Linked DNA regions of Mus musculus: region 1 is linked to region 2. A link is a loop called in an ENCODE intact Hi-C map of the cell type or tissue named here. Cell type or tissue: gastrocnemius. All regions are shown on one strand. Links, peaks and the distances in the headings refer to the core of each region. The heading gives the core; the rest is flanking DNA. Region 1 overlaps Arid1b (AT rich interactive domain 1B (SWI-like)). Region 2 overlaps Arid1b (AT rich interactive domain 1B (SWI-like)).

The links. Peaks named below come from ENCODE experiments on the same cell type or tissue, not always from the same donor. Only the 100,000 strongest peaks of a DNase experiment are listed, where the experiment ranks them.
Region 1: it touches region 2 in a loop (2.3-fold over the local background); 2 of 42 quality-filtered maps call a loop at or near these places.

Annotation. Positions count from the first base shown.
Region 1 is chr17:5,284,518-5,295,581 of GRCm38, forward strand. It overlaps Arid1b (AT rich interactive domain 1B (SWI-like)), which reads left to right. Exons shown (of 20, transcript NM_001085355.1): 8 at 6,439-6,766. Among named protein-coding and RNA genes, the nearest start is that of Gm34854, 66 kb to the left of the region's middle. In gastrocnemius, for the core only: no CTCF peak of the experiment used is centred there; a DNase peak (open chromatin) is centred at 6,580.
Region 2 is chr17:5,212,252-5,223,315 of GRCm38, forward strand. All of the region lies in intron 4 of Arid1b (AT rich interactive domain 1B (SWI-like)), which reads left to right. Gm34854 (a long non-coding RNA gene) reads right to left here. Exons shown (of 3, transcript XR_876354.3): 1 at 1,567-11,064; 2 at 539-1,376. Among named protein-coding and RNA genes, the nearest start is that of Gm34854, 6.5 kb to the right of the region's middle. In gastrocnemius, for the core only: a CTCF peak has its summit at 5,774; DNase peaks (open chromatin) are centred at 4,953, 5,813 and 7,094.

The DNA.
Region 1 (11,064 bases), core at 5,066-7,565, 73 kb after region 2:
CTCTGTACATTGGGTAGGCATGGAATGCTGTGCCGTCGACTGTTCACTGATTCAGAACTCATAGCAGAGATTTTTGTCTGCTTCACGAACTCACAGTGCCCTGTAGCAGTCACTACTACAAACATTGCCCCCAGCAGCTGCCCTCGAGCGGTGACCGACCACTCATCACCCCATCCATACTTGAAGCAAAACGCAGATTTCTGAAAGACACAGGCAGACCTAGTCTGCCCACCCGCCTGCCTGCCATCAGACTAGCACCTGGTTGCTGCCAGATGTCCTGGGCTTGGCATTAGCTGTCAGCATTGGTGTTTCCCTGACAGTCCAGCAGAAAGAATGACTCCTCCACTGTGCCTCTCACCACTCTGTAGATGTCTCTGTTTCTTCTTCCTGGATCCCATCACCGGGCACATGCTCTGTGTTCCTTCATTGGCGCACCGAGGTTCTCTGTTCACTGTTGGATGCCCAGCAGCTGGCTCAGGGCCTGGCATTTAAGAGCCTCCAAAGAACAAGTTTTTGAATGACTGTTGCTAAGGAGAGGAATCCAGCCCAGGCGTGGCTCCCTGCCTTGTGGGGGTGGAGAGACGGGGGTGAGGGGACTCCGCAGTGCCTAAGAGGCGAGTTGCGTGCTGTGTCCAGTCTGTGGGACGTGAAACTACGGCTAACTCTTTGCAATTTCTTTCTTTATGTATTGAGCTTGCATTATTACTTTGTAATTAGGTTGGGTTTTTGTTTGTTTGTTTTTGTTTGTTTTTGTTTTGAGAACTGTTAATAACACATGCTGGGAGGGCGGATCTTCTTAAAGTTGAAAGTGATATTGTAGTAACAAGCAAAGTTCAGAATGAGTATAAACTTTATAGTTTAAAGAAGTTTTAAATGTATATTGACCTGAGAAAAGCAAGGTGCCTTGGATACTAGTGCAAAGCACACTCCAGTATTGACTCAGTAAGGTCAGGTGACTTTAATTTTCAACCTCCATTTGATGTCCTCTTTATTACTTGATCTATGTATGGCCCAAAGATGATTGTGTGCAGATCCCAGGAGAAAGAGGAGTTTCCTGGTTTTGTTTTTGTTTTGGGTTTGTTTTTTTTTTCATTTTTGTTGTTGTTATAAATACAGAAAGGTTTTTACCAGAAAAACACTTAAGAAAAATACTTAGTTATCTGTCATGAGCAAAGTGAAAATTAAAGCCACATGCATTTTGTCCCATGCCTGTTAGGATGGCCAGGACTTTTGACTAGTTGATAATATAAAGCCCTGGCTGTCATTAGTAACTGCCATGCAGTACCTAAGGGCTGTGTGCTCAGAGCGCATGGTGACCCCCTGGCGGCTTCCTGTGGAGGTAAAATCCCACTTATGAAGCTTGCTCTTACCTAGGATCTCCCAAAAGAAGCAAAACAAAAATACATCCCCACAGAGCTCAGTTCATAACTGCCAAAAACTGCTAGCAACATTTCCAGTGGACCTGTGATCACAGCCATGAGCTGCTTAACACTGTGGTGAATCTGGGGTACGCCGCTGACTGACTACAGAAGGGAGCTTCCGGTCATGATGGCAAGCCCTGCGTCCTGATTGCTCTGGTGGCTGTGGGGCTGTATTTGCTTGTTACATGTAAGGTTTATTTCAGTATACAGGCTTCGTGTAAGACTGCTACTGAAACGGGGACAAGGAGCAAGGCAAATGCTTAGCCCTGGTCATAAATAGATGCATGTGGGTGGGCCTGCTGCCCACAGGACGGAAGGCAGAGCCACAGGCTGGGACTGCTAGGAGCTGCTCCGGGTCCTCTGCAGAACAGTAAGCTCCCCTAACCGTGAAGACGCCTCTCCAGCCCTGCGGACAGATTGTTTACAGCATGCCGCTCTCATGAGGGTTGTGTAACCCAAGGTCTGGGTTTTGAAGCATACTACCTTTTGTCCTCCTCGGTATAGAATAAGACACGTCCTTAGCCTGTGTAGCCCAGGCACACGATCTCATGTGAGAGGAGAAGCAATAGCTCTAAGAACAGGAACTGGAAGTATCGATTGTGACTACCAAATCCCGACATGCTTGAGTCAGGTACATAATGGTCTGTGCCCTCCTAAAGCCATGGTGGTGACTTAAGTAGAGTAGCTGCTGCTCCCTCTGTCTGGTGCTTGAATGTAACTCCTGCTGGGCTGAAATCTGAATGCATTCGTGACTGATTTTCCAAAGCTGCCGTGCCAAGATGAACCCACTTGAAAACGGTGGGCTCTCGGACTTGGCTGCAGGAGCCGTCCAGCTGAGGTGGGTTGGCCCGGCATCTGCTGCCTTCATTGTGCCTAATGCTGCATCCATCTGTTTTCTGTCAGAGCCAGTGCCAACAAATTACTAATCTATTAGAGAAACATGGAAAGAAGACTGCGCTGCTCGCTCCTGCCGGTTCCTCTCGTATTTTGCTTGGCTTCCACATTTGGATTCAGTTTGCTAGAGGAGGAAGATGAGCTATAGACTGTGTAGGGTAGGGTGTGGAAGGTGGCACTGGGGCCCCGAGGCCCACGGCAGCAGGCTTTGTGCTGCAACCTTACCTGGTCCCCGTTAGCATCACACCTCCCTAGTGACAGTGCCGCTGTGTGGACAAGTTAAATAACATGTGAAGGTCGTGCTGCCAGGCAGCATCAGAAGCAGGGCCATCAAGCCCTGCTTATGCCTGAGCTTTACCTGGGAAACCATCTGGAGTCTTCAGAAAGTGTGCTTATCCCAGCCCACAGGGTCAGAGAGGAGTGTCTTTAAAACTTCAAGGAAAAGAAAGAGGACTTCTAGTTCTCCCAAACAGAGGCCTGTGATTCTGAGCCCAACTGGCTGAAGGAGATAGACTGAGGACACAGGGGCAGCATCAACACAGGCCTACACGTGACAGCCATGTGGCTGGCCCCACACTTGCCTCATAAGCCAGAATGCTTCCTGCCCAAGCTGGAGCCGCATGGCAATTCAGCCCCACGGTCCATAAAGAAAGGAAAGTATGGAGCAGGGCACAGGGCAGTCAGGAAGCTGGGCTTCCCCTCTGGGCTCATGGAGATCCAGTCTACAGCAGCTTTTTGGTCCCCACCCCACAACGAGTGAGATCCAGAGTGGGAGAGCTCAGCCAGTGTGTCTGTCTCCCACAGGAAGCAGAGCTCAGCAACAGAACGTCCTCCTCTAGTCAAATGGCATTGAGAGTATAGTACAGTGTCCATGTCTAGATGCTTGTTTTAAAGTAAGATTCAGTGTCATTTTCAAAACGAAAGATGTTCACTGGAGAAAAGGACTTCTGCCCACAAGTCATTTATAAAAGCTTGGGAAGATATGAAGTAGCCTCTAAGTAACGTGTGGGCGCGTGGATCCGTTAGTTAAGTGCTTGCACTATAAATGAGTTTACGTTTGTTTGGTAAAAATAAAGCTGAAAGGAAGCTGAGACACGATGCTGCAGGGGAGGGGAGGGGAGGGAGGGGAGAGGCATCCTGCTCACAGGGAGCGGTTACTGAGCCAGCTTTCCTGAGCATCCAGGAAGGTGCTGCTTCTACAGAGGTAGTTGCTCCCAGAGGATAGAGAGCTCAGAAGCCACTTCAGAATTTTCTGGAAGGAGTTTGCATTTGTGGACATTTTTGCATGTTTTAAGCCTTTTTAAAAACAGTATTGCTTGATTATCTCTGTGCACTCTAGCTTTGCAAAGGTGCTGTGTTCTGGTGTGAGGGCCCACTGTCAGCCTGCCTCATATTGCAACCTTTATCCTCCTATCTCCAGGCCCTTAGATTTTCATCTTTATTGAGGTCTTGGAGTCTGCCCTGCTTCTTTAGAATCCTCTTATGTCCACCTTCAGCCTTCATAATGACATTCTACTTAAAGACAGTACAGTGTGGAGCCAGTGTTACGGACATGTCCCAGAACTGCTCTTTTCCAGGGGTCAGCAAATTATTTTCCTCCTTGTTTTGACCCTGTTGTAAATATACACTTAGCAGAAGTGTGTGTCTCCATGTGGCTACCTTGGAGCTATAGGCTGTATAGCTATAGCGCTGAATAGTTGGCAGTGCACAGACCCCCCAAGGCTCCGGCCCTTGGCAGACACTGTGCCAGCCTGTGGTCTGCATGGACAGAGACCTCCAGCTCATCCATAAAGAAGAAAGCTCACCCGCCATATACCCAGTGAGCTGAAAGTGTCTTACTTCCTCAGGCCTACAGGTCATTCTGCTCTGCATAGATTTAAGAAAACCTGTTTGAATGTTGTCATGGTGTGGTTCCACAAGTGTAGTGTTTCTTAAGCATTGAAGAGGCTACATACAGTCCAGAGGGCCTGCACTCCAGGCCACACTCACAGCCTACCTGGGTCACACCCTGGCTCCCCCAGTTACTTGGCACAGGTAATTTGGCCTCCCCACATCTTGAATCCCTCACCTCCAGAGTTAAAGCCTGCTGGCTCGGCTACTTCCCTTGCCCCTCCAGCTCCATGGTGCTCCTCAGTGGCTGCCGAGACCATTTTCCTGCTGCTCGTCACTGTCCTGACTTGCCTGTGCCTGCTTCCCTTTGCCTCTGCCTCATTTGCCAGGAACCCCTCCATCACATTTTGTGTTTGGGAGACTTTATGCCTAAGTGACAACCCCCAAGAGAATGATGTCAGAGGAAGAAACCTGGAGGCAGGTTTCCCAAGAGTCCCCAGTCAATAAGAACAGGATTCACCCCGTCCCCAGAGCCTGTCCTTCATCAGCACCTGAGGTCCCTACTCCACTGCCTCCTGTGCAGAAAAAGCCCACAGTGCCTCCGTCCCGGGCAGACTGAGCCTCTGCACATCGTGTGGTTTTGCTTTTGTGTTTTTCCCTTCGTCCTTCAGCTGCCACGGACACCAGTGTGCACGGACCTACATGGAACTTGGGAGCATCCCAGCTGCGGGCATTTAACTTTCTCTCCCTGTATCTGAGAGCTCTTTCTGGCATTTTTATGTATTTGTTGTCATTAGATGATGGGAGAATGTTCCAAAATGTAGTCAGAACAGATGAGAAATTCTGTCCATAGTCCACAGAAACTTTTTGTTTATTTGTTTATTTGGTTGTTTGTTTTATTTTACATTTATTATTCAAAACTTTATTACTGGAAGACAGCATGCTTCCTTGGTTAAATACGTGGATTCTGTTTGCATGAGCCTCAATCCTAACCTCCAAACTCAGGTTTTCTTCATTTATAAACAGTGATTGGGGTTAGGGGGCTGGAGAGATGGCTCAGTGGTTAAGAACACTGACTGTTCTTCCAGGGGTCCTGAGTTCAATTCCCAGCAACCCCATGGTGGCTCACAGCCATCTGTAATGCCCCCTCCTGGTGTGTCTGAAGACAGTTACAGTGTGTACATACACATAAAATTAATAAATAATTCTTTAAAAGAAAAAGAACAAAGTCATGTGTTTGGTCATGGGGGAACGGGGGTAACTCATGGGGCAGAGGACACTTGAACCACTTGTCTAGTGTACGTTTCAGCTCAGCAGCTAACGTGTGCTGTTATTATTGAAGTGGTACCATGCCTTCCGCTAATGTACATGGATGTAATAATTTATATAGGAGCAGTCCGGAAGAGAGGGGAGGTCTAGCTGCTCTGACAGATGGAGGCCCTGCAGCTGCCTCCCAGAGCCAGGGGTGGGAGGGGTGACAAGGGCTTGTGGCCTTCAGCCGGATTCCCACTTCTCTCCTCACACCACCGTGCCCTGTGCTCAGTGTTGGACCTGTACTTAGAGTTGTAAGACATAGCACCACGTGTGTAAATCACTCAGTCTGGACCCACCATCAGAGGAGAGCCATGTTGGACCAGTGAAGATGCATGTGACACCTTCCTGTGAGGTCAGGGAGGGTCAGTTATATGGTCCCGAGGGGCTCAGTGCATTGGCTCCATGGTCAGGTGGAGGTGGGGTATGGCAGGGTAGTCTCAGTGGCCTGTGGAACATACTTCTGGGTGAAGTGAAAGAGTGTGCGGTGTCCAGGTCATTTGTGACATTTTGGGCTGGGAACCGTCTCTTTTCTGCAGCACGGGTATTTACCAAGGCCTTGTGACTGTTAGAGATGCTCTACTACTTGCTTATGTTCATAGCGCCTTACTTTTTTATTTCAAGACAAAGTCCTACTATGGTAGCCAAGCTGTTCTTGAACTCTCCCAGTGGTCCAAGCAGGGTTAAACATGTGATCCTCCTGCCTCAGCTGCCCATGTAGCTGGGATGACTACAATTGGCCAAGCTCCCAATCCAGCTTGCTGCAGTGTGTTCGAAACCTAGCCTTTCTATCCCAGTGTTGTGGAGCCTGGGGGACTGCCTGTCTTGAGGTGCCTTGGGAATGCAGTCACATCTGCAGGAGAGGGGAGCACAGCTAGGGAGCACCTGGGACGGGCATCTGGATGTGCAGAATATATTTGCAGGGAATGTTTTCATGAACATTTAAATAAAAGGCTTTAACTTGTCTTTGCTTTTTGTTTAGGCAACTACTCCAGAACCCCAACATATAGCGGGGTACCCAGTGCAAGCTACAGCGGCCCAGGGCCCGGTATGGGCATCAATGCCAACAACCAGATGCATGGACAAGGGCCAGCCCAGCCATGTGGTGCTATGCCCCTGGGACGAATGCCTTCAGCTGGGATGCAGAACAGACCATTTCCTGGAACCATGAGCAGCGTCACCCCCAGTTCTCCTGGCATGTCTCAACAGGGAGGGCCAGGAATGGGCCCACCAATGCCCACTGTGAACCGGAAGGCCCAGGAAGCTGCCGCAGCTGTGATGCAGGCTGCTGCAAACTCAGCACAAAGCAGGTATGCCTCTAACGTGACCGACACTAGCCCATCCTTTCCTCTAGTGTTCAAGGCAGCAGGGCTTGGCTTTACATGTGAGGTGAGACCAGAGAAGTGTGTGTCCTTGTGGGAGATGGCTTGAAGTGCCTATGACTGTAGGCAAAACAGCCATGCCTTGCATAAAAGGAAATTTCTGCTCAATTCTACTTCAAACAATTTGAGTTTTAAGCCAAAAACACTCCAACTTAACTATTTAACATCTAAAACATTGCGAAGGAAACAACATGCAATCACACACTCAGACACAATTGCAACTCAGGCGTGAACATTCATTCACACAGGCACTTACACACGCACACACACACAGTTATACCATAGGATTCTCTGTACAATAGAAACTTGGGTCTGCTGTGGTGGTGCATGCTGTTGTTCCCATCCCTGGGAGATGAGGTAGGCGGGGCTATAAGAGCTTGAGGCCAGCCTAGACTGCATAGAAAGTTCTGGACCCATCAGAGCTACACAGTGAGACCCTGCCCCACACCCACCCCACCCCCCCCACACACACACAAATCGAAATTCCATGTGTATACATGTGTCCAGTGTGTTGGTCTAAATGAGTACGCATGGAATTTTGTGTTTTATTGTCTGAACATTTTCTGTCCCAAGCAAAATGTGGTTGTTACAACAAAAATAATAATATTGTAGAAAGTTTAAGCTGGTTGAGCAAAGCTTTACCTTCTGTCCTTGATTTCAACCCTAATTCTTTTTTATTATTATTAGACATTTTCTTTATATACATTTCAAATGCTATCCCGAAAGTTCCCTATACTCTCCCTCTGCCCTCCTCCCCTACCCACCCACTCCCACTTCTTAGCCCTGGCATTCCCCTGTACTGGGGCATATAAAGTTTGCAAGACCAAGAGGCCTCTCTTCCCAATGATGGCCGACTAGGCCATCTTCTGATACATATGCAGCTAGAGATACGAGCTCTGGAGATACTGGTTAGTTCATATTGTTGTTCCACCTATAGGGTTGCAGACCCCTTCAGCTCCTTGGGTGCTTTCTCTAGCTTCTCCATTGGGGGCCCTTGTTCCATCTTCTAGATGACTGTGAGCATCCACTTCTGTGTTTGCCAGGCACTGGCATAGCCTCACAGAAGACAGCTATAACAGGGTCCCTTCAGCAAAATCTTTCTGGCATATGCAATAGTTTGGTTTGGTGGCTGATTGTGGGATGGATCCCCGGGTGGGGTAGTCTCTGGATAGTCCATCCTTTCGTCTTAGCTCCAAACTTTGTCTCTGTAACTCCTTTCATGGGTATTTTGTTCCCTATTCTAATGAGGAATGAAGTATCCACCCATTGGTCTTCCCTCTTCTTGATTTTCTTGTGTTTTGCAAATTGTATCTTGTCAACCCTAATTCTTAATAACTCTTAAGTCCTTGACCTGCCACAAAATGGCATAATTTAAAAATATAAGACACAAAGATGAGCATGTTTTAGAAGGAGCAGAAGCAGGTCTGTCCTTTAAAAGGCACATTTGACACTCTGGATCGCAGTGGTACTTTCAGAAGTCAAGAAAATTCTGACTTGTCAGAGACATAAAAGCTAACTGTGCAAGCGTGTATGTGTGCACCTGTGTGTTAGTCTATGAACATACATGTATTCAAATGTGTCTGGGGGAGATATCTGTGAACATTTGTAAGTTTAGATGTTTCTGAAATGTGTGAGTTCAACTGTGTTTAAGTGTCTGGTGTGGATGACTGTGAACATGTGTGAGTTTAGATGTGTTTATGTATCTGTGAGTATTTGTGAATTTGCATGTGTTTAGGTGTATATCTGTGGATGTCTGTGAACATGCATGTGTTTACATGTCTGTGAATCTGTGGATGTCTGTGAATCTGTGGATGTCTGTGAACATGCATGTGTTTACATGTCTGTGAATCTGTGGATGTCTGTGAACATGCATGTTTACATGTCTGTGAATCTGTGGATGTCTGTGAACATGCATGTTTAGGTGTCTGTGAATCTGTGGATGTCTGTGAACATGCGTGTGTTTACATGTCTGTGAATCTGTGGATGTCTGTGAATCTGTGGATGTCTGTGAACATGCATGTGTTTACATGTCTGTGAATCTGTGGATGTCTGTGAACATGCATGTGTTTACATGTCTGTGAATCTGTGGATGTCTGTGAACATGCATGTTTACATGTCTGTGAATCTGTGGATGTCTGTGAACATGTGTGTGTTTACATGTCTGTGAATCTGTGGATGTCTGTGAACATGCATGTTTAGGTGTCTGTGAATCTGTGGATGTCTGTGAACATGTGTGTGTGTAGAGTTCCTCTGAAGCGGATGCTCCAGGAATGCAGAGCCCCCAGTCCCATTCTCTGTTCTGAACACTGGCATGTTTCCTTGGAGGAATTACATGGAGATCCGTCACTCCCTCCTTGTTCTGTCTTAGCCCTTTACATTCACTTCAGATCTCCTGACCCTGAGTGTCCAGCCCACAGCCAGCCCCGCCTGGCCACAGGGAATGTTTGAATAGACAGTCTGCTGGAGTCTGGCACAGCTGCTCCCATGTGAATGGCTGAAATGAACTGCCCATTGTTGCAATTCATAACAGCAAGTTACTTCCCTTCTGTTAAGTAGGAAGTATGTGATTGCATCTGACAAGGCCTCTGATGGCACGGAGTGGGTAATGACCTGAGCCAGCAAGGCTGGGCCCCACCTGATGAAAGTCTTGCCATGCTTCCTGAGTCCGTTTATAATAGAAATTCACGGGTTAATACATAGCCATACATTTGTTCTCTGTGTTTAATCAGCAGACCAATCCACACCTTAACCTCACATTCTCCTCCGTTCAGGTGCGGCTGCTTATGTTGATTTCATTCACCTCCAGTTAAAACTATACTGAATTGATAGGTTGAGAATAAATATGAGCATCTTACTTTTCTCTCTTTGACCCTTTCCTCCACCTCTGTTGAGTTTTGCAGAGCTCCACCCCAGGTAGCCATATGGTCCAATGCAGTGTCCTTTATCCCTGTCTGGGACCTTCTCAACTGTGTGTGGAGTAGTGCATGGTCAGGGACTCAGACCTGTGCTTCCGAACAAATCCACAGAACCTGTTCTTGTGTTTACTTTAGGACACCATATGTTAGGTCACTGCTTACCCCAGCCAGGCTGAGGCTGGCACACACCCCATGTTTTCTTCCCAGTACCTCAACTGTTGCAACTGCCAGGCTCCTGTGGTAATGAGCCTGACCAGGACTGGGCAGTAGCAGCATGCCCAGGGCTTGCTGTTGGGAGACCTGGGCATTTACGTTGAAGCTGTCATTGGAAGAGCTCTCAGCAGACCCACGTCACAGGGTCATCTTCCTATCTGTTGTATATCCATCCCATGGCAGTGGGATGGAAGCCTGCATACCTCCATCCAGGTCCTGACTGTGTCTGTCCTTCACCTGACTGCTCCTTCATGCCTGAGAAGAAAAGTAGAAACTGTTAACTGCACAGAAGCAAGGAAGTCCTCTCTGCTCTAAGCCCATCTGGTGTTGATGTTCTGTAGAGGAACCTGTACTGGGCTGCCACCCTGAAAGCCCCTGCCCAGGAGCCTGGACACGGTAGCAGTTGGGCTTGCTGCCTGGGCTGCCCAGGGCAGAGGAGAGACCTCACTGTTCTCTGAGCCTGCCTTGGAGCCAATGAGGCCTGGAATGTTTGACTAGGGGAATCCAACAAAATAATCAAGAGTTTTCTGCCTACACAGTGGTGTTTTAGTCTTGGTGTCAGTGCAGTATTACAGACAGCAAAAGTGCTGCTGTACCCTGCTGTGAAACTGTATGGTTAATAAACTGCATGTGTTACTAGGTGGGTTACTAAACAATAATATTAACAATATTGTTTGTATATATGTTCATTGGATCCTCCCACGCCAAATTCCCCGTTCTTGGTAGTAAGGGACAGTGGACCATTCCCCAGCCCTGTGAACAGTAAACCCAGCTCTGCCCTCGGCCCTGGCTGGCCTGACGCCGAGCTTTCTCACAGTCTTCTTTCCCATCACGTTGCAGACAGCAAGAGCAGAGGGTCATTTTGTCCTGGAAAGTCGTTAATTCTGTAAACATGGTCCTCCATGCGAAGCAACAAAGAATCCTCAGAGCGTGATCCTCCAAGTAAAAGAACTATGAAGTGAGACAGACAGACGCATTCCTGGGAACCTGGCTTTTCCTCTCTTGCACTTTAACATGGTTCCTTCAGGGTCAGTTCATGAGTCTAGAGGAGCAGAAAAACATGTGCCATCAGCTGCTGAGCCACAGGCTCTGTCCTTT
Region 2 (11,064 bases), core at 4,687-7,186:
GGAAGGAAATGGAGAGCTGCCAGGCTTGTTGGCTGGAGTCACGGACAAGAGCAAGGCCTGTCTGAACTGCCACTCAGTTTTTATTCTGAGCATTTGCAGGGCTGGTGATTAGAGTGGCTTTCGCCCAATTATGCTGTGATTATTCTGCTGCACTGTAATTGACTGGGGAGATATGCTAATACCTGTCATTTGGGATGATAAAAGATGAGCGGAGGACGCAATGCATTATTTAGCTGGCTGTGTGATAGATGAGGGATGCGCAGAGTGCTTTAATTGCTGAGAAGAGAGGTTAAGCTGAACGAACGGATGAATTAGAAATGAGTTTTTTTTATGGCTTGTGGAAAAGTGAAATAAAGGAAATTGTGCCTTAAACTAAGGCAGCAACTAGAAATGAGCACAGGCGCTGGGGTCTTCCAGCATCTTGCTTTATCAATTCAAACACAAATAAAAGTGTACCTTAGAGTTGAGTAAATAATCAGCAGAGTGAGAGTAGACAAGCCATTCTGTTAAGCAGAGACAATTGTAGAATCATCTTTACCTTAGATGGTGACATTGGTGATTTGTGATCCCTTAAATCTAGTTTCAGCTCCTGCTAAGGGAATATGCAGTGTTTCTGGATTCGAATCTTTCGACGCGAATGTATAAGGCTCAAAGCACATACATTCTATATGCCTGTTTCTGAATCGAAGCAGGCCAGGAGACAAGAGGAATGAGTGTCTATAATGCCAAGAGAACGTAATACTATAATTAGTGAGAGTGTACAGACAGACCTGGGGCACTCGGTGGTGTCTCTCATGAGCCAGTTAGGCATTGGCATTTTCTGGAAACACAGAAAAGAGCGTTAATTTCCTTTTTCGTGCTGTTTCCCATTGTCACATCCACGGTAGTCTTCTGCCCACGTTTCTCCACAGTACTTAAATGTATTATCTTGGTGCCTTCATGGTTATTCATACAGTGTTGGTGTTTGCTTTGTTATAGTCATGTTCAGTTAATAGAAAATGATGTGGCAGACACAGCCTGAGCAGCAGTTTGCAGAAGAGGGTGGTTCACAGTGAAGACAGGCCTTGCACACGCTGGCTTCCAGGCAAATCATGTAACACACCAAACAACAGTGTATGAAAATGTCCTCACCCCACACGAAACTGCAGTTTGATCTTGTGGATGGTCAGAGGGAATATGGGACGGGAGGGTGGGGGCACACGCTGGTTTTCTGTGAAATGAAGGTGGCGAAGTTTTGTCCATGGTTGAATTCTCTCCAGCCAGCCAAGCTTCACTGTCTGCCGACTCAGCAGCACTGACCAAGAGCTCGATGTAAACCCAGCTCTGAGGTGTGCATGGGTTTCTGTATGGAAACATCCGAATGACAGTGCTGCATTCTGCCAGACAGATTGACGGTTTCTGGGTGATTACCTTCCTCCAATACAGTTGGCATCCCTCTCCCTCCCTCCCTCTCTCCCTCCCTTTCTCCCTCTCTTCCTCTTCCTCCCTCCCTCCCTTCCTCTCTCCCTCCCTTTCTTCCTCTCTTCCTCTTCCTCCCTCCCTCCCTCTCTTGTTATTGTTACTTACTTGCTTGCTTGTTTTATTTTTCACATTTGATCAGGAACAAAGTAAAGCTTCAATCTGGATACTTTCTATCGATTCTACAATGGACTCTTGTAGCTCCAGAACAGAACATTGTGAGAATAGAAGACATAAAGGAAATCAACATTTGCATAGCCTCAGGGAATTTAGGATTAAATGAACAGAGCTGCAGTGAACAGCAATTTATACCAAAAAATGAAAACTTGAGTTGTACCTAATGAAAGTGCCACATTTCAGAAAGCAAACATCACAGCTGCCCTGGGAATCGGGACTAGTGTTCCAAATTGAGTGTTCTTCCCTGTCAGTAACCTGCTTCCTGTTGTACTCAAAAGAAATCCAGGCTGCTCAGGTGGCCTCCCCTCCTTCCTCTCCCCACTCAAGAACTATCAAAGGCTGCAACCTTGTGCCTGAATCTTTCCCAGTTTTTCTCTTAAATTTGGACTTTTTTGAGTTCTCTCTCAAACAATTTACTTTGTTTTATGGTTAAAAAAAAAAAAAAAAAAAAAAACAACTCATGTTCTCTGGCTTTTGTTTTGTTTTTTCCAAGACAGGGTTTTGTTTTGTTTTGTTTTGTTTTGTTTTGTTTTTTCCAAGACAGGGTTTCTCTGTGTAGCCCTGGCTGTCCTGGAACTCACTTTGTAGACCAGGCCGGCCTCGAACTCAGAAATCTGCCTCTCTCTGCCTCCCAAATGCTGGGATTAAAGGTGTGCGCCACCACCGCCCGCTTGTTGGTTGTTGGATGTAGCATGTCTCATTATAAATTTGGTTTATGGTTAAAGAACTGTATGTCAGAAACTGCACATTGTTGCCATTCCTTGTGTCAGACTAAGTTCTGTCCTTTCAGAAATGCTAGGCCACGATACAGGTTTGTAACCAGAGGCATTCTAAGCCCAGTGTCGTCCTTCTCCTCAGCATCTCTGACTAGCTGACCACTCAGTTAGAGGTGATTGCCGTTCAGTTGGGCTTGTAGCAGTTCTAGGCTAAGAGAAATAGTTGTTTCTTAATATGTGGATATATTACTCTGTACAGTCTCATGTTGATATTTGAAGCTAGCTAGTGTCAGTGACCATGAGAAGTTAAGCAGCCCATTTTGGCCATGTCACAAACTGGGAACTGGGTCTCATGGAGATGATGCTAACCAGGGAGTGCTGCTCAGCTGAGGCTACTGCCTCTCCTGAGGAAGTGGTTCCTGCTGAATGGAGAATGGGCTGGAGTAGTGTACCATGGACCACAGGTGTGGTGCTGTGTGGCCAGATGCCTAAAGCAATTCTAACAAGGCATTGCTGCTTTGTGGCAGCATCAGACTCATTAGCACAGTACCTGCATCCTCTGCTCAGGGTCTCAAAAAGCAGCTCTAATAGGACTATTGAGGTTGGCAGAATTCACCTGTGTGTGGCTGTCATTCTGAAGCTCTCAATTTCTTGTGGGAGGTCAGGCACAGTTCGTACTCAGTTCTTGGAGGAGATCTGCAGGTCTCTGCCACTTGGCAGCATTTCATGGTCCACAAGATTTGCTTCATGTCCCACCCATGTTGTATAAAGCTTTCCCTTGATGAACCAGGCCCACCCTGGACAATATGCTATTGCTAATTAAGAATAAACTGATTAGTGCCTTAGTTACATAGGTTCTACCCAGCTCTGTCCATACTGTAAGCCTCTGGAAGGGAAGTTCTTACACAGACTTCTGTGTAGCGCTCGTGCTGTCCCACAGTGCCTATGTTTGTTGAGCTCTGGACTTTGCATTTCTGGCCAGGGGTCAAAAATAAAGTCTGCTTAGCCCTAGCGCAGTGGTTCCCAACCTGTGGGTCGTGACCCCTTTGGGGGATGCACATCAGATATTTATATCACAATTCATAACAGTAATAAAATTACAGTTGTGAAGTAGCAATGAAATAATGTTATGAAATAACACTGAGGATCTGTATTAAAGGGTCACAACATCAGGAAGGTTGAGAACCACTGCCGGGGAGACTTGAGATGCTGTGGAGGGAAAAAAAATTATTTATTTATTTTATGTGAGTACACTGTAGCTGTCTTCAGACACCACAGAAGAGGGCATCAGATCCCATTACAGATGGCTGTGAGCCACCATGTGGTTGCTGGGAATTGAACTCAGGACCTCTGGAAGAGCAGTCAGTGCTCCCAACCCCTGAGCCATCTCTCCAGCCCAAGAAAATCTTCTTCCTTTCTTTTCTTCTCTCTCTCGCTCTCTCTCTCTCTCTCACTCTCGCTCTCTCGCTCTTCCCCTCCCCCTCCCCCCCCCCTTAAATCATTATTTTGATTTTTGGTTTTGATTACTCGTTTTGGGGGTGTAAAAAGAGAAACTTAATAAAATTTACTTTTTAAAACATATGTGATTAGTAATATAATCTATAAGTTTTGTGAATAGACCCCCACATATAGTAATATTATATATATATATATATATATATATATATATATATATAATTTAAACTATGTTTTTGTGTTCTTAAAACCCAGGGTTACTGTTCCTCGTAAAATTCTGTGCTGAGATGTGACAAATTTACTTCGGCTAACGTTTGGTTCCTTCCACAGTACCCTCCAGGAAAACTGTATATTTTAAGTAGGGTTTCTATGTACTTGATTTTAGTCCTTCTAAAGAATTCCACAGAGCCAAAGGTGTAACTAGGAAGACTTGAGACTGGTCTAATGATATTTTTTTTAATTACTCATATTTGGAAAAATGTATCAAAATGTAAATGTAGTAGTTACTACACGTGACTCAAATCAAAAGAAAAGCTTAGAGCCGGGCATGGTGGCGCACGCCTTTAATCCCAGCTCTTGGGAGGCAGAGACAGGGGAATTTCCGAGTTCAAGGCCAGCCTGGTCTACAGAGTGAGTTCCAGGACAGCCAGGGCTACACAGAGAAACCCTGTCTCAAAAAAAAAAAAAAACAAAAACAAAAAAACCAAAAAAAAAACAAAAAAACAAAAAAAAGAAAAGCTTAGGGGGTTGGCTGCAGACAGGACCCGGACACAAACGGCCGACTCGTACTGGACTCGCATGGATGGGCTTTGACATCTAAATGAACTTCTAATGTCGGCATATACTGTTTTTCTTTAATTCCCCCACCCCCACCCCAGAACTTCTTGAGCTTTGATGGTATATTTTATAGCTCTAACCCTCTCTGTGAGTCTACAGTTATAAGATGAGGACTGTGGTCTGGCCAGCTGGCTGCTAGTTCCCCTGAAGCCCGAGTCCCTGCTTCCCAAACTCACCATCCTCAGCCTGTGCTCTCGCCTGCTCAGTGAAGCATCTGCTCAGTTCAGATGGCAGCCTCCGCACAGCGTGGTCATCAGACACTCCCTCAGCCAGCCGTGTTCGGCTTTCTCCTGCCTGGGCCTTCTAACGTGACCCTAGTTGATGCTCAGAAAGAGCAAGCACCATGCTCAAGGGACAAAGCCTGTTGCTGGGGTGCCATGCCTTCACTGCTGCGAACACTAGGGCAAGGTGTGGCTTCAGCTCTGATTGCAGTGCAGTTCGAACAGTGGCACCAGGCCAGCTGTTACAGAGTCCCTGTGATTCTGAACGTGCTAGGAGAATGCACAGTGTGGCCCAGGCAGGGAGGTGTTGAAGGGCTCTGACCTTTGACCTTTGAGGCCAAAAATCTCACCAGCAGGAGGAATGAAGATAGAAACTCTATGGGCATGTGGCTTTGGTGTTTCAGTAAGATGCTGACCAGAGGTGCCTTGGTAATGAAATGAGTCTCTCCAAAATCTAGACGTTTGTTCATCTGTCTGTCCCGTGTGCTGTCTACAGGACACAGGCGACTGTGCAGGTGGTGGCAACTGTGTGCAGATCAGCCTTTTAGGAGCAGAGGAGAAACCTGGCAGCTATATTTAGCTTTGGATGAAGAATCAACTAAGCTGGATCATTGCTTTTTTTTTTTCTACAGGGCTGATGTAGAAACACATTTGTGCACCTAGTGAATTCATCTGTAAATCTCTGTGGGCTGTAGAGAGTATGAGGTTTGTTAAGGATGGAGTTAACTTCTTAATGGGAACAGGTTAAAGAATGGTTTTGTCCGTTGCAGACATTTTTCTGGGACTAGCTGATGCGATGTTTAATTTCCATCAGTCACTTTGAACAGGGATGGGCTTAGGATGAGCAGCAAGACTCCTAGTGGCCCTTTATTCCTTAACCTCCCAGTGCTGCTGCAAGCTTGAGCAGCAGCCAGGAAGCCCCTGCTGGAGACAGATGGCTACAGCAGTACGGGGGTGGTGTGCCCATGGCTGCAGTGGTAGAGGGCTTGTGCCCGGGAGCTGTTGAAGACCAGCAATCCTGTTTCTGTCCTCATGGCTCCAGGCTCACAGAACATGTTCTAGTTCAAATGAGATAGCCTTGGCTTGAGGGAGAGAGGCTGCCGCCACTCACTTGGGTATGGTGCTTAATCAACATCTGCACAACCGATCACACCAGAGTCCGTCCTTTCCAAGAGAGTTAGTTCTGTGGGCAGCGCATCAAGAGGAAGTGTGTTCCTGGCAGGGCACTTGAGTTCCTAATTACCAGATTCCTGGCTTAATTGCAATTACCTGGACACCCATACAGGGTGAACTTTTGGAAAAGAATATAATTAGTGAAGCAGGAACTTTGCTGCCAGCTCCCTGTCTAGATACCAACACTAAACAGCCTGATGTCTGTGCCTGTGCAGACTGCCTGCCAGCACTAGAGCCCTTCCTTAAAGTCTGGGAGCACATCACAAACAGCGATACTACTGCAGGGTGCTCAGGTTTTGTGTACAGGGGTGTGTGTGTGTGTGTGTGTGTGTGTGTGTGTGTGTTAGGAATGAGTAATTATCTAGAAGAAAAATAATTGCCAAATAGTGTATTTTCTGGGCACAAACATTCACTGTCCTTGGATGAGTAACTGTAAAATCCCAAGGTCTGCATGCAGAAGAAAATGGCTACAGTGCTCAGCTTTCCCCATTCAATACTTTAAAGATAAAATCAACCCCCCAAAACCTTTAACCTAATTTACAAATGCAGATTTAGATTTTTCTTAAAATAATTTTGAAGTCTGGGTGCTGAAGAGACGGGTCAGTGGTTAAAGAGCACTTACTGTTTTTCCAGAAGACCCAGGTTCACTCCCCATATCAGTCACCTGTAATCCCAGATTCCAGGGGTCCAAGGTCCTCCTCTGACCTCAGTGTGTACTGCACACCTGTGGTGTAGGCACATACGTGTAGACACATCAAATCTGTTTAAGACAAGGTTTTTAGCTGTATAGTTCTAACTGTCCTGGAGCATGATGAATAGACAGGCTGGCCTTGAACTCAGACGTCTGCCTTCCTTGGCCGTCAGAGCTGGGATTGAAGGTGTGCACTGCTGCCACCACCACCCCAGCCTAAAACTTTAAGGGGCTTTTTTTTAGGTCCATGAGGAGCAAATGTGAACTATCCCTGTTCCCTGACTGTCATGTTTGCGAGGCCCAGCATGCAGTTTGAGCGCAGCCTCAGCTCGTGGAGGGCCTGAGCATCTGCTTGTGGTTTGTCTTACATGGTTTTGATTTGGTCCTTGGCCCCCTGCCACTTTCCTTGCTTTTTACCTCCTCTGAGCTCTGTCCTTCCTTTCCATCTCAGTAAATTCCTTGTCCACACCAAGGTTAATTTTGTCAGTCTATGGTTAGTTAACTCACAAATGATCTTTGATAGCTTCTTCCCTGTGGAGTTTCTGGTCCTTTCCTTGCACCCTTCTTAAGACATTGGGGTGGCGGTCTCTGCGCCCACTTTCACCCCATATGCATAGGCTCTGTGTGGACTGGCTGCCTGTGAAACTCCTCACACCATTCCCTCCAGTGGGACATCTTTTAATTCCTTCCTGTCCTTTAATAGTAATAAGAACATCTAGTTGAATGACTTTCCTGCATTTAATTGTATTTTTATTTAAACTATAGTAAGTTAGAAAGGATGCTGTCTAGAGCCAGGACCCACCTGAATGCATCTTTGTCAGCTGTTAAATAGTTGCAGCTTGCAGCTATAGAATTGCACATGGCATCAATAGCATGCAATACTGCACAGCACAGTGAAGATGGCCTGCCGCCCAGAGAGCGCCTCTAAGGGCCTTGCTGCTAGGGTTGTATTACGGTTGCTTCCCTCTTTGTCAGATCTGCAAGGTAACTGTGGCAGGTGATAATCTCACCCCTTGCAGGAAAAGACACCTGAGGTGAGGTGATCCTGGCCCTCACATGGTGCTGAGAGGAGGAGGCCTAGTTCTTAATGACTTTGCCCATCAGAACATTACCAGATTTGGGACAAATTGACTTTCAAAGAAATACTGAGTAGAATTTTAACGTGAGTCCAAGTACCACACAGCACATACTTCCACTAAAAATTATTTTTTGTCAGGCCAAAGAGGTGGCTTTCAGTTCAGATCCCTAGCACTCTCTTCTTCAGAACTTCTCTTGCAGAGGCCCGGCCTCAGTTCCTAGTGTGCACGTGCTCTCCATGGCCACTTGTGACGCCAGGACTAGGGATCTGCACCCTTCTTACTTTGTGACCTCTAGGCACACAAGTGACACATCAGACATACATGCCAGCGAGATACCCATGCACATAAAATAATTTTAGAAGATTGTCTTTTTCTCTGAAATACAAATTTAATGGGATCCAGTATCTTACTGGATTATCCCAATCTATATACAGTTTATACTCAGTGCCAGTCCTTAAATGGTGGTCAGATGGGCTCTAGCTTAGCCCTGCAGGTCTTACCACAGCTTTTGGGTTTATGGGGTCTAATTAAGGGTAACTTAGGGGTGTGTCTCTGCTGCAGTCTTCCTGTCCCGTGGTATAGTGAGGAAGTACTGGTTATGGAAGGGACAGCATAGTAAGTTTTGGCAGCAGCTAGTAAGCAGGGTTGTCAGAGGAAAAGTGAAATAATAAATGCTGAAGAGAGCTCAGATGAGCTGCCACGTGGGGAGATCTGCAGTGTTCAGCAAAGCCCCAGGGCCAAATCTGGATCCCCACAAACAAAGATCTCACACCTGAGGCCTTGCTGTCGGCTGCTGTGAGCCACTTGGTTTCCGCCTCTAACTGCCGTTCTCCTGGGTTTACTTGGGAACTTGTGTGTTTGTAGAATGAGAAATGGCTGTGCAAGGCATCTGTTAACCAAACGGTGTAGTAGAGTATGTTTTAAAGATCTGAATGAGCCTGGGATGTGTCCAGATGGACGGCTCTGACCCTGTGCTTTGAGGAATATTTGGAGTATCTTACGTGCTGGCTTATTTTCCTCCCTTTAAAAGTATTCTTAGACTATAGCAAGTGCCGAGACAGGTCAGCTGTGGTTCAGGTTGAACGAGCTGCCAGTCATCCTCTTTATGCCCTTGTGAAATATGTGGTGCTGGAGAAAGGGAGGGAGGGAATTAGCATTTACTGAACAAGTAAATACTGGACCCTGTGCCAAGTACTTGCCACACGCTGCGTGCATGTGTGCATGAGTGCAGGCGTGATTGTGCACGCACCAGAGGTTGATGACTTACTCTTTTATGACAGGGCCTCTCCCTGAAGCTGAAACTCATCAGTTTAGCTAGGCTTGCTGGCCGGTCAGTTCCAGGGGTCATCCTGCCTCTGCACCCCATTCCCAGCACTGGGGTTACAGATGGATGCTGCTAGGGTTTTCATGGGTGCTAGAGGCAGAATTGACTTAGCAGTCAAGTACCTGAATTACCAAAGACAGACCTGAAGTTCCTGCGACGGTGCTTTGTTAGAAGCCAATCTTCCTGGCTTTGTTTATGATGGTTGTTTATAGATTTATTGCTCGTTTGTACTCCTAATAATCTAGTTCTTGTTACAGCTTCCAAATGGCTTGAGTGTTACCTGGGAGGATTTCAGTTCTGCGTTGCTTGCCACAGGGTAGCATTACTTTAGCAAATGGCCATAAGCCAGGAGCTGGCTCTCTCTCTACGAGGCTCACAAAGTGATTACCAGTAGACTGTGCTGGGGAGCCCGCTTCTGGTGATTAAGTTCCTTCAGGTTCTCAATTGAGTTAACCTCTGGGACAGCCAAGCACCTTTGCTCATCAGTGGGGTGCCACAAAGGAGGCTCAAAGGTGTTACCATTACCACTGCTGTCCCCAGAACCTTGGGCTTCCTTCTAGGCTAATCAGCCTTTATTGGAATGAAGCAGTTCCCCTTGATAGGCCAGTGAGTTCATTTGTCTGATGGAGGAAGCTGGCTTGTCTCCTTAAAGCACCTTACACACACATGGTAATGATTATTTGCCATGTTTGTTTTTAGTAATAACAGATGCCCTAAAAGAGATCACTCTCTTTTTTTAAATGTTGCATTGAAAATCAGTTTTTCAGGAGTTGAAAATCACCAAGTATTTGTAAATATTGAGAATTCAAAGCTATTTTTCTCAGAAAACTTGTTGAGATCTATCTATTGTGATTTTTTTTAAAGTTTATTTATTGTATTTGTATCTTGGGTATTTTATCTGCATTCATATCTGTGCACCAAGTGTGTGCCATGCCCTCAGAGGCCAGAAGGAAAAGGTGTCAGGTCTCTTGGAGCTGGAGTTTCATGTGAGCTCCCATGTGGGTGCTGGGAATTGAACCTGGGTTCTCTGGAAGAGCAGCCCTGGCTTTTAACCCTCTAGCCCGCTGAGCCATGGCTCTAGCTCCCAGATGGACAGCTCCATTTGTAATTTAAAAGAACAAAATGTAATTTTCAGAGGCTACACTGTTTTGTGTCGATACATAAATGGTTTTCTTGACATTTCTTCTAGTTGTGAATAGATTGTTCCTCACGGTGAATATTGAAGACTTTTGTCTTCAGTTTCATACTTTCAAGCCTTGTCTTTGCCCTGTACCTGGCTAGTGCCTATCACGTGGGAAATTCAGCACACTCACTTCTGAGGATAAAGTAAGGTTAGCCTGGTTTCTTTGTTTGGTTGTTTTTGTTTTTAAAGCTACAAGTATTCTGGCCCTGAATATTATTGATTCCGTACTTAAGCAAGACAGTATCGTTCTCTGTGTGTGTTACTGCTAATTACTTTCATTTTAAATTTTAAAAAATTCTTTAACAATGTATCAAGCTCAGTTGTGTAACCCTTGATTTAACAAGCATGTTGGTGTTTGAACCAGAACAGGTAAAAGAGCCCTGCTGAGAAGTCGTTAGTGGGTTGGAATAGTTGTGGCCATGGGGTCAGGGGTCAAATCATTGTGTGCCCTTAAGAACATCTGTTGGAGTTGGAGGCACTGCTGTTTTGAAAGCAAGGCTTGTGATTTTCAAGTCAATGCTCAGGAGTAGTGTGTTTTAGTGCTAGCGTGTAGGGCTGGCAGTCTGTAGAGGAAGGAAGCCACCTGCTCAGTTGTGCTTCCCTTGCCTCCAAGGCTCTGACAGTAGAGCCCAGACTGGCCTCCCTTTTACAGAGGTCACTTCTTTAAATATAAGTATTATGCAGGCATAACAAATGCAGGCTCTGTACAAATTGTAGTATTTAGCTTGGTACATTGTCTCAAAATGCACA